3 separate regions of the Homo sapiens genome follow, and regions 1 and 2 are each linked to region 3. The links are chromatin contacts, found by Hi-C or POLR2A ChIA-PET in ENCODE. All regions are on one chromosome and are shown on one strand. Each heading gives the region's core, a stretch centred on a gene start or an enhancer-like site at or near the end of the contact. The rest is flanking DNA. Distances are from core to core; before and after follow the strand shown.

Region 1 (2,700 bases), core at 58-2,557, 82 kb before region 3:
GGAGCGATCTTGGCTCACTGCAACCTCTGTCTCCTGGGTTCAAGAGATTCTCCTGCCTCAGCCTCCCGAATAGCTGGGACTACAGGTGTGTGCCACCACGCCCAGCTAATTTTTGTATTTTTAGTAGAGACGGGGTTTCACCAGGTTGGCCAGGATGGTCTCGATCTGTGGACCTCGTGATCTGCCTGCCTCAGCCTCCCAAAGTGCTGGGATTACAGGCGTGAGCCACTGCTCCCAGCCAATTCTTCTATCTTTAAAAGGTAACCCAGGTTGGGAGGGAAGGCTGGGAGCACAGCAGAAGACAGAACTGCTTTGTTGAGCCCCAGAACCGGCAGCGGATACTCCCTGCCAATCACATGGCACTCACCTCTTTGTGTAAATTTAGAAGGTGCTTGCCCAGGAACAATCTGGCTTGACTGTCACAGCCATCCTGCAAGGTAAGTGGGGCAGTCGTTAACCCCATTTTCCAGATAAGGAAGCTGAGGCTCACATTGATTAAAAGACTTGCCCAAAGTAACCAAGCTGTTGAGGGGCAAAGCAGCAGGACATAGCATCCAGGTCTCTTGACTTTTGCTTCAAGAGCCCACAGCCACACTCGGTGCTTAGATGAGGCTTTGGCTTATCAGTGATTTGTGATGTTTGCCTTTTGCCAAAGAGGGGGATGGCTGAAGAGCTAGTGCCCTGACATTCTGGACTCTTGCCAGTAGATTTTGTCTGACTCTTGCTCTGATGCTATTCTTTGTTATTTTCAGGAAGGGGAGCTAGATGTAGAATACATTTCTTTTTCTTGGTAACGTGAACAGCAAGAAGCAAGTAGAGTACATTTCTTATGAGAGAATATGCTCGGGACTTTGATTCATATCTGGTGGGTCCCAAAAGACCAGGGTACTGCAGATTTAAGACCATGTTGCAAATTCGGCATGCATTCAATAGGACTACCTTAGTGAGGGGAGTAATTTTATAAAATTATCAATTCAGTCTCAAAGAATAATAGCAGGAAATGTATTTCTGACTATTTAGAAGTGACTCATTGTGGGACTGTTTGAAAACTATATTATTTTTATCAGTAAATAGAATTGCCTATAGTCAATGTTATCTCTTCACATCCAGGGATTCTAAGATCCGGTTACCCATTTCCCTCAAAACAGCAGATAGCAAAGCCAGGGAAATGAAAACCCACCAAACCTTCTGCAAGGCTGACACCACCCCTAAACCCCACTGCAAACTGATAACACCACACCCTCCTCTGCAAAATAACAGAGGGGCAGATAAGATGAAAATTTTCATTCCAATTAGCAATCATTTCCAGTCAGTGAAACGGCAGAATCAGAAGAGGTTCCACAACCAGAAAATCTTGGCTGGAATTTCACCATCAGGAATAAAACAGAAAAACTAAAAGAGTGCCCCAGATAGCCTTTCTTAGGGGCCTGTGTCAGGTAAGTGCTTTTGAATATTTAAAACAAAGGATGGCTAAGAGTTCTGCAGTCATTTTCCAGTTAAATATCAGATGGTATAAAATATTTTTATAGAAAGTACAGGCCAGGTGCGATGGCTCACACCTGTAATCCCCACACTTTGGGAGACCGAGGTGGGCAGATCACTTGAGGCCAGGTGTTCAAGACCAGTCTGGCTAACATGGCGAAACCCCGTCTCTACTGAAAATACAAAAATTAGCCTGGCGTGGTGATGCACACCAATAATCCCAGCTAGGTCAGGAGGCTGAGGCATGAGAATCGCTTGAACCCGGGAGGTGGAGGTTGCAGTGAGATGAGATCGAACCACTGCACCTCCAGCCTGGGCGACATAGTGACACTGTATCTCAAAAAGAAAAAGAATTCATAATCCACTTTTCATTAGCTGGTATTTGGCCTTACCAAGGTGAAGCATGAAAATGAAATTCTATCTGTATCAGCCAGATTTTCTCAGACACATGTATTCACTGCATGACGGACCCTGGTTTCCAAATTGTTAAGCATACCAGACTCTAGTGAATGCCCTTCCGAAAGGGCCATCATGCAGCAGGCCTTCCCATCGGAGAGCCATGGTCCCAGCCAAGGCAGCTTTCAGGGGTTGCTCCACCACTCTAGGGAGGCGGCCCAGATCTGTCTCTCCCAAACAGTGTCTGGGTTTGACACTTCCTGAGAAAGCAGAGATTGTTCCCTTTGTATGCCATGGCTCTGGAATGCAGCTCTTCCTGTAAGGAAGACAATGGTCTTTATGGGAAGGCTAGGACTTGAAGGAGGTAAGATTTGAACGGCAGAGCTGGGTGCTAGCTTTCCTGCTGAGGGAAATGGTGGGCACAGAACCCCCGCGGTGGGCAAGCTGGGGTGTGGGTGTGCCTGTGGGCTGGCAGGTGACTCTGCCCGGAGCATCGCAGGGGTGGGGAAGAGATCAAGGAGGTAAGAAAGGTAGTCTAGGGGGAGGGGCCCAGAGTTTTGAACACCAGACTTAGGAATCTGGGACATACGTACTGGCCTTTGCCATTCAAAGTGTGGTCCTGGGACCAACAGCATCCTTGGACTTGAAAGCTTGTTAGACACGCAGAAGCCCGGGCTCACCCCAGGCCTGCTGAATCACAACCTGCATTTTAACAAGACCCCCAGGAAATTTCTATCCTCCTTCAAGCACTGCTCTAGGCTAAGAGGAAGCAAGAACAATTTTTAGAGCTGGGGATAAAGTGATGGGAGGAGTGTTTGGGAA
Region 2 (2,700 bases), core at 52-2,551, 67 kb after region 3:
TATCTAACTTGAGCCTTCGCATTCAGACTTCAAGACACAGCCCATGTTTTGAATTAAGGAAGAATGAGCCTCAGCATGAGCCCTGGGGAATCTGGGTTAGGTGATCCAAGTCCCCCTTGGGTTAGACTGAATGCAATACTTTTCTTCTTTACCCTGCTAGCAGGTCTATTGAGTTTCAAAAGAGATCAAGCATATATGTAGAAATTCTCCAAATTCTATAGCTCTGCTATGCTAAATTTTCTATCGAAGAAATTCTCGAAAAGAAAGGGAAGGGGCGTCTCACCAGGATCTACTGAGATTGTTCAAGAGGGTAGAGTAAGAGGCCACACATTGAAAACATTCCTTTTTGTTTCCTTCCTTACCTTATTTCCTCCAGTCTGAAAGTACAGATGTTTGAAACTCTTCTAGGAGTGGAGATGACCAATGACCAGTCTGACTCTGGGAGAGGCTGGACTTCTACTATCTTTAGCAGAGAGCCCCAATATGATTTTTAAAATTTACTCTCAAACCCATGGAACTGGGAAATATTTACAACACTTAGCCATTTGTTGACTTGAATATGTGAAGTCTTGCAGAGGAGCTATTTCTTTTCATTGTGACATCAATATAATTTATAGTGGATGGCATTCTGTCCCTGATTTTGTCTCCCTCTCTCCCTTCCTCCACCCCATTTACATTCACTTGAAAGAAAAGTCTCTTAAAAAGCATGTGAGTCATGACCTGAGCATCTATGAACAAACAGTGACTCTTCTTAGGACACAGAACACCTCTTTCCTGGGCATTGTGCATTCATATTTATGTAATAAAACTTAAAAATATGCAGGATGCAAAAGTCTTCTGGAGTAAAGTTGTTTAGAGTTTGCACAACCCATATAATAGCAACCGCCTCCAGAAGGTGGATTTCTATCTCAGCTCAGAGAATCCACTAACATGTGGGCCAGCCTTGGGCAAAATTGAGAAATGGGAGAAGACTTGGTTTGCTTCCTTCAGCCCCTCCACTTCTCAGCGAGTGTCTTGCTCTCTTCTATTCTCCCTGCATCTCTTGCTGTGCACTCAAACCCACCCATCCTGGTGTTAGGTAAGGCTGGGTTTAGTTTAACATGTTAACGGCCCTCTACATTTAAATCTTATATTTAATTATAAAAGGAAAGGGTCTGTCCTTTTAAAGACATTGTGGGGGACCTAAGCGGGGACGGAGGACACAGAAAAGAAACTTCTCGAGGAACTTTGACCAAGAGAAACACCATCTGAAAATGCCTAAGCTAACAAAACTGAGTTTAGGACATCTGCCTTTGGCCCATTCACGTTAACCACCACGTCCCTGGAGACTGGTTTTCCTCCTAATATGGTGAAATATGCCAAAAGCAAGTAAATTCTCCTGTGGGATTTAAAGGATTTAACTGAATCACATGGAAAGTTACCAGATTTTCTGAGTGATTTATGTGGTAGAAGCATGGTTCTATTTGGATGAACTTTTTGCTGTCTCACAGAAAAAAGAAAGTAAAATATTCGATATAGACTCACCAAGTGGTTCCAAGAACCTTGCCTTGAAAAAAAGAAAAAAGACACAGCCTTTTTCAAAGGTTAGTTTAGAAGTATTAAAAAATCATATTTTTATAGTAATAGTTATCACATTGCCAATATTTTTCCATCAACACTGTAAATAAAGTAACTTTCTTCTTGTTAGTACACCATTTAATTGCTCTTAAGTAAGAAAAGGGTGTGTAAGTGTGGTCTTAATCTAAGTGTTAACACACTGGTTAGAAATGTGAAGTCCCTTAAATTTATACAAAAAACCTTAAACACATGAGATAAATTTTAGAAGCTGTTAACCACATGGAGATGCTGGGTTCCAGACACAAGCTCTTGCTCCCTCAGAAATCTATAGCATCCCTTCAAAGTTGAAGTTCAGTTCCACTTAGAAAGGCATTATTTCCATTCTCAACCCTATTTTAAAATGAAACAGCAGAAGTGAATTCTACTGGGTTCTGTTCACATCGCAGTGACCCTAAAAAAGTCCACAGAAAGTACACTTCTCAATCAAATGTTTAGTTACCATTGACTGCGAAGACCCCAGAGAGAGCATGACATTTTTCAATGATTGCATCAAAATATATTGCTAGGGAATCCAGAAAAAATATACAACTAAAGTCTTGCTTTTCAAAAGCATCTTCAACCAGAGAGGCAAGAAATATTAAAGAATGCTTCATTATAATAAAGAAAAGGATGACCCGTTTTTAAAAAGAATGGAATTATGGGGATCCAAATGGAATTCAAATAATCCTGGTTGCGTCCTGCACTCCAGTATTTTGGATGCATTTGGGAATGCTGTTGGATCACTCTGGATTTGCCTTTTCTCTATATTCTACCCGACAAGTTTATATTCAGCAGTATCCCTCACACTGTGTGAAAATTAGCAGTGGTTCAAGGAGGAAATTTGGGGGTTTATATAAAGTAAGTGATGAATCTTCTTGGCTTAGAAATGTGGTTCTTAAAATATAAGGCTTATAGATCATTTTGAGAAACTTATTAAAGTCAAGTAAAAGAAAACATGCATACCACATACACATTGCATTTTGCATTCAGTTCCAGGTCTAGAAAAATAAGAAGCTTCAGGTCTAGAATGTCATTATGGGAAGATTTCCATTTAGGTCTGTTTTAAAAATATCCATAATAGGTGAGAGGAAAGAAATAGGATTC
Region 3 (2,700 bases), core at 192-2,691:
CTTTGAAAAACCAGAGGCCCAGGAGTAGCTGTTTTCTTTCAGACTGCATTTGAGCTTTGTCAGCTGGCTGGGCTGAAGTTTATCCTGTGTCCACTTCCCTTATCAGCCGCCCATGGCAGGCACACGCTTCTTTGCTCAGTGAATGGCAGGACTTCAGGACTCCCCGTTGACAGAGCTAATCCATCTTTCTGCTGCTTCCATCTTGAAATAACTTTTGGAGCAGCTTGTCAGGAACATGGAAGCAGCCATGACAGCTGGGAAATTTTCTCAGGCAGGGAGTAGCCATTTTCTGTATGGAAACTCCAACGAAGCTATGTCAAGGAGATGGCCCGAAACATCTGGGCTCATTTATGGGGGGAATGGGAGGCATTCTCACAGGACAGCCCGATGTACCCCACTGATAAACCCTCTAACACATTTTCGGGAAAGGAGGCTTCATGGATAGGAGAGCCCCTGACAAAGTCAAGATATCCCTCATCCCTCCCAGCCTACTGGAGCCAGCTATTGTCCACATCACCCACTGTCACCAGAGCAGGGATGCAACTAATTCCTGTTCCTGGAATGGGCTTCTGGCACTGCCCCCACTTCAGGGTCCCCATGGCTCCAACATCTGCAGATGCACTGGCATAGGGTCATTTCCATGTGATCGGTCTTAGGTTTTGGGGACCTGTTGTTTGACAATAGAAAGCAAGAGGGTGGAGACCTGCTTCTCACCATTCGTTCTTCTCCCTCTAGAGCTGGATTTTCCTCCATATTAAAGATCCCAGGTTCATGAGAAACCAAGTCATCTTAAAAGCTGGTTAGAGTGAAATCAACCTTCCTGCTTTTCTCTTCTTCCCTACAAAGTCAGAAGTCAGGTTAGAAACTCCCTTGCAGAAAAGAGTCCATGTAGTTTGGCCAGATGGAATGTTGCGATATGGAAGCTTAGCCTGCTCAAAGTGGGTGTTTAGGAGGTTTTCAAGCTGGGCCCAAAGTCCAACTTGGGTAAGACCACCTGATTACACAACTCCAGTGGGGCGGGGGGTGGGGTTCCTTCCCCATCGTAGACTGTGCGAGTGGCGCCCTCTGGAGTCATGCGGTGCACAACCTGCCCGGCAGGAGGCAGCAGCCTGAACTTGAGGCTCAGTTCCCACAAGACCAGTGATTTTCAGCCTCCTGTGATGCTCCACACACTGGCATGTCAAGACAATAGGAGGTGGTTGCAGGTCACTGGTTACTAGTAATAAATAAAGTACAAACATGTTCAAACACATTCCTTCTTTATTACAAGTTAAGGGAAGCTAAGATCATTGCTAGATCACTCTCACTGTGAGGGAGATATGCTGGCTTTGTTTTTCATATTTAAACATTAGATAACTGAGAAAGAGAGCAAGAGAACAAAGACAAGAGAGAGAGCTAGAGCGAGCGAGAGAGAAGGTGGTGGAGATACAGCTCCAGAATGCGAATTAGGTGTAACTGAGCACTTTATCCTACTGTGCCAGGGATATGAAAGTCATTAGTCAAGTGTGTTGCCATGGAAACAGAGTCAAAGATCACCAGACAAAACTATGAGCTCTTAGGGCAAGAATTATATCTTAGTCATCTTCCTAAAGTTTTTCATGCTGCCTGGCACAGATAAAATGGTCAATCTACATTGAATTTCAATTGTCACTATCAATACTCCTGGCACCACTCTGCCTATGGGGATCTAGTGAGACTTTAGCTTCCATACTTCAAAGGTGGGAAGTCACAGCTTGTGAGGCTGTGAGACATGGGGCTACCCTTGAGCTGACTGTGTGTTGCCTTTGTGAGAACCCATTTCTCACCCCTTGACTCAGATGACATTTCTCTGCTTAGTACATAGTGACCAGCCTTTTAAAAATAATCCTTTAAAAGAAACGTGAAACCCCAGCTGGGCACGGTGGCTCATGCCTGTAATCCCAGCACTTTGGGAGGCCAAAGTGGGTGGATCACCTGAGGTCAGGAGTTCGAGACCAGCTTAGCCAACATGGTGAAACCCTGTCTCTATTAAAGAGACAAAAATTTGCTGGGTGTGGTGGTGCATACCTGTAATCTCAGCTACTCAGGAGGCTGAGGCAGGAGGATTGCTTGAACCCGGGAGGCAGAGGTTGCAGTGAGCCAAGATTGCACCATTGCACTCCAGCCTGGGAGACAAGAGTGAAACTCCATCTCAAAAAAAAAAAAAAAAAAAAAAGAGTGAAACCCTTATTAAATTTGGCAACATTGTTTACCCCCTGCTTTTTCTCATGGCATTATTATTTATCTTTATTTTAAAATGTATTATAAATGTATTTGTCAGCAACATGGTATGTATTTTAAGAGAAGTAAGTGGTATGCTTGGTACAGATCCATTTTTTGAAATGAGAAAATCAAGGCAGTAAATTCATAGTTACATGGAAGGAGGATCTATAAAGGCAGGTTTCTCCTCCTATGCTGTGTTGTGAAACACATCTTGGCTTAAAAATCACAATAAGCTTTGGCAGTTCTAGAGTTCACGAGGTCCTCAGAGATCACCTAAAGCGGCCTTCTCTTCACAGAGGAGGTCATTGGAGGGCAAGTGAACTTGATCCTTGAGGAAAAACATGATCTGCCTTCTGCAGTGTGGGGCATTAGAAACGTGTCTGGATGTGGGGGTTGAGCAGCTTGGCACTCATGCTCACATCTTGGCTCTTCTACTTGCTGTAAGATCCCTGGCAAGTT

The links. A loop is a pair of places that touch in the nucleus more often than their neighbours do. ChIA-PET counts read pairs that join two places held with the same protein, here RNA polymerase II (POLR2A). Pooled maps may share reads with other maps.
Region 1: a map of endothelial cell of umbilical vein shows a loop between it and region 3 (5-fold over the local background). The contact joins the promoter of FLJ20712 here to the enhancer-like site in region 3. A Hi-C loop is called at or near these places in 2 of 168 maps with a recorded cell type or tissue (Caco-2 and endothelial cell of umbilical vein) and 4 of 50 pooled maps. POLR2A ChIA-PET finds 5 or more read pairs at or near these places in 3 of 52 experiments (H1, HEK293T and PC-3).
Region 2: a pooled map shows a loop between it and region 3 (2.3-fold over the local background). The contact joins two enhancer-like sites. A Hi-C loop is called at or near these places in 5 of 168 maps with a recorded cell type or tissue (IMR-90, PC-9, ascending aorta and 2 more) and 3 of 50 pooled maps.

The regions. Positions count from the first base shown.
Region 1 is chr7:33,724,674-33,727,373 of GRCh38, forward strand. FLJ20712 (a long non-coding RNA gene) reads left to right here and starts at 1,308. Exons shown (of 2, transcript NR_165282.1): 1 at 1,308-1,436.
Region 2 is chr7:33,873,755-33,876,454 of GRCh38, forward strand. The region is part of intron 1 of LOC124901613 (a long non-coding RNA gene); the gene reads left to right. Among named protein-coding and RNA genes, the nearest start is that of BMPER, 30 kb to the right of the region's middle. Within about 2 kb of position 1,302, at least 3 of the 41 ENCODE cell types and tissues checked have a DNase peak (open chromatin) inside an H3K27ac peak, as active enhancers do.
Region 3 is chr7:33,806,875-33,809,574 of GRCh38, forward strand. No RefSeq gene overlaps it. Among named protein-coding and RNA genes, the nearest start is that of FLJ20712, 82 kb to the left of the region's middle. Within about 2 kb of position 1,442, at least 5 of the 41 ENCODE cell types and tissues checked have a DNase peak (open chromatin) inside an H3K27ac peak, as active enhancers do; they include PC-3 and endothelial cell of umbilical vein, where a contact is called at or near this core.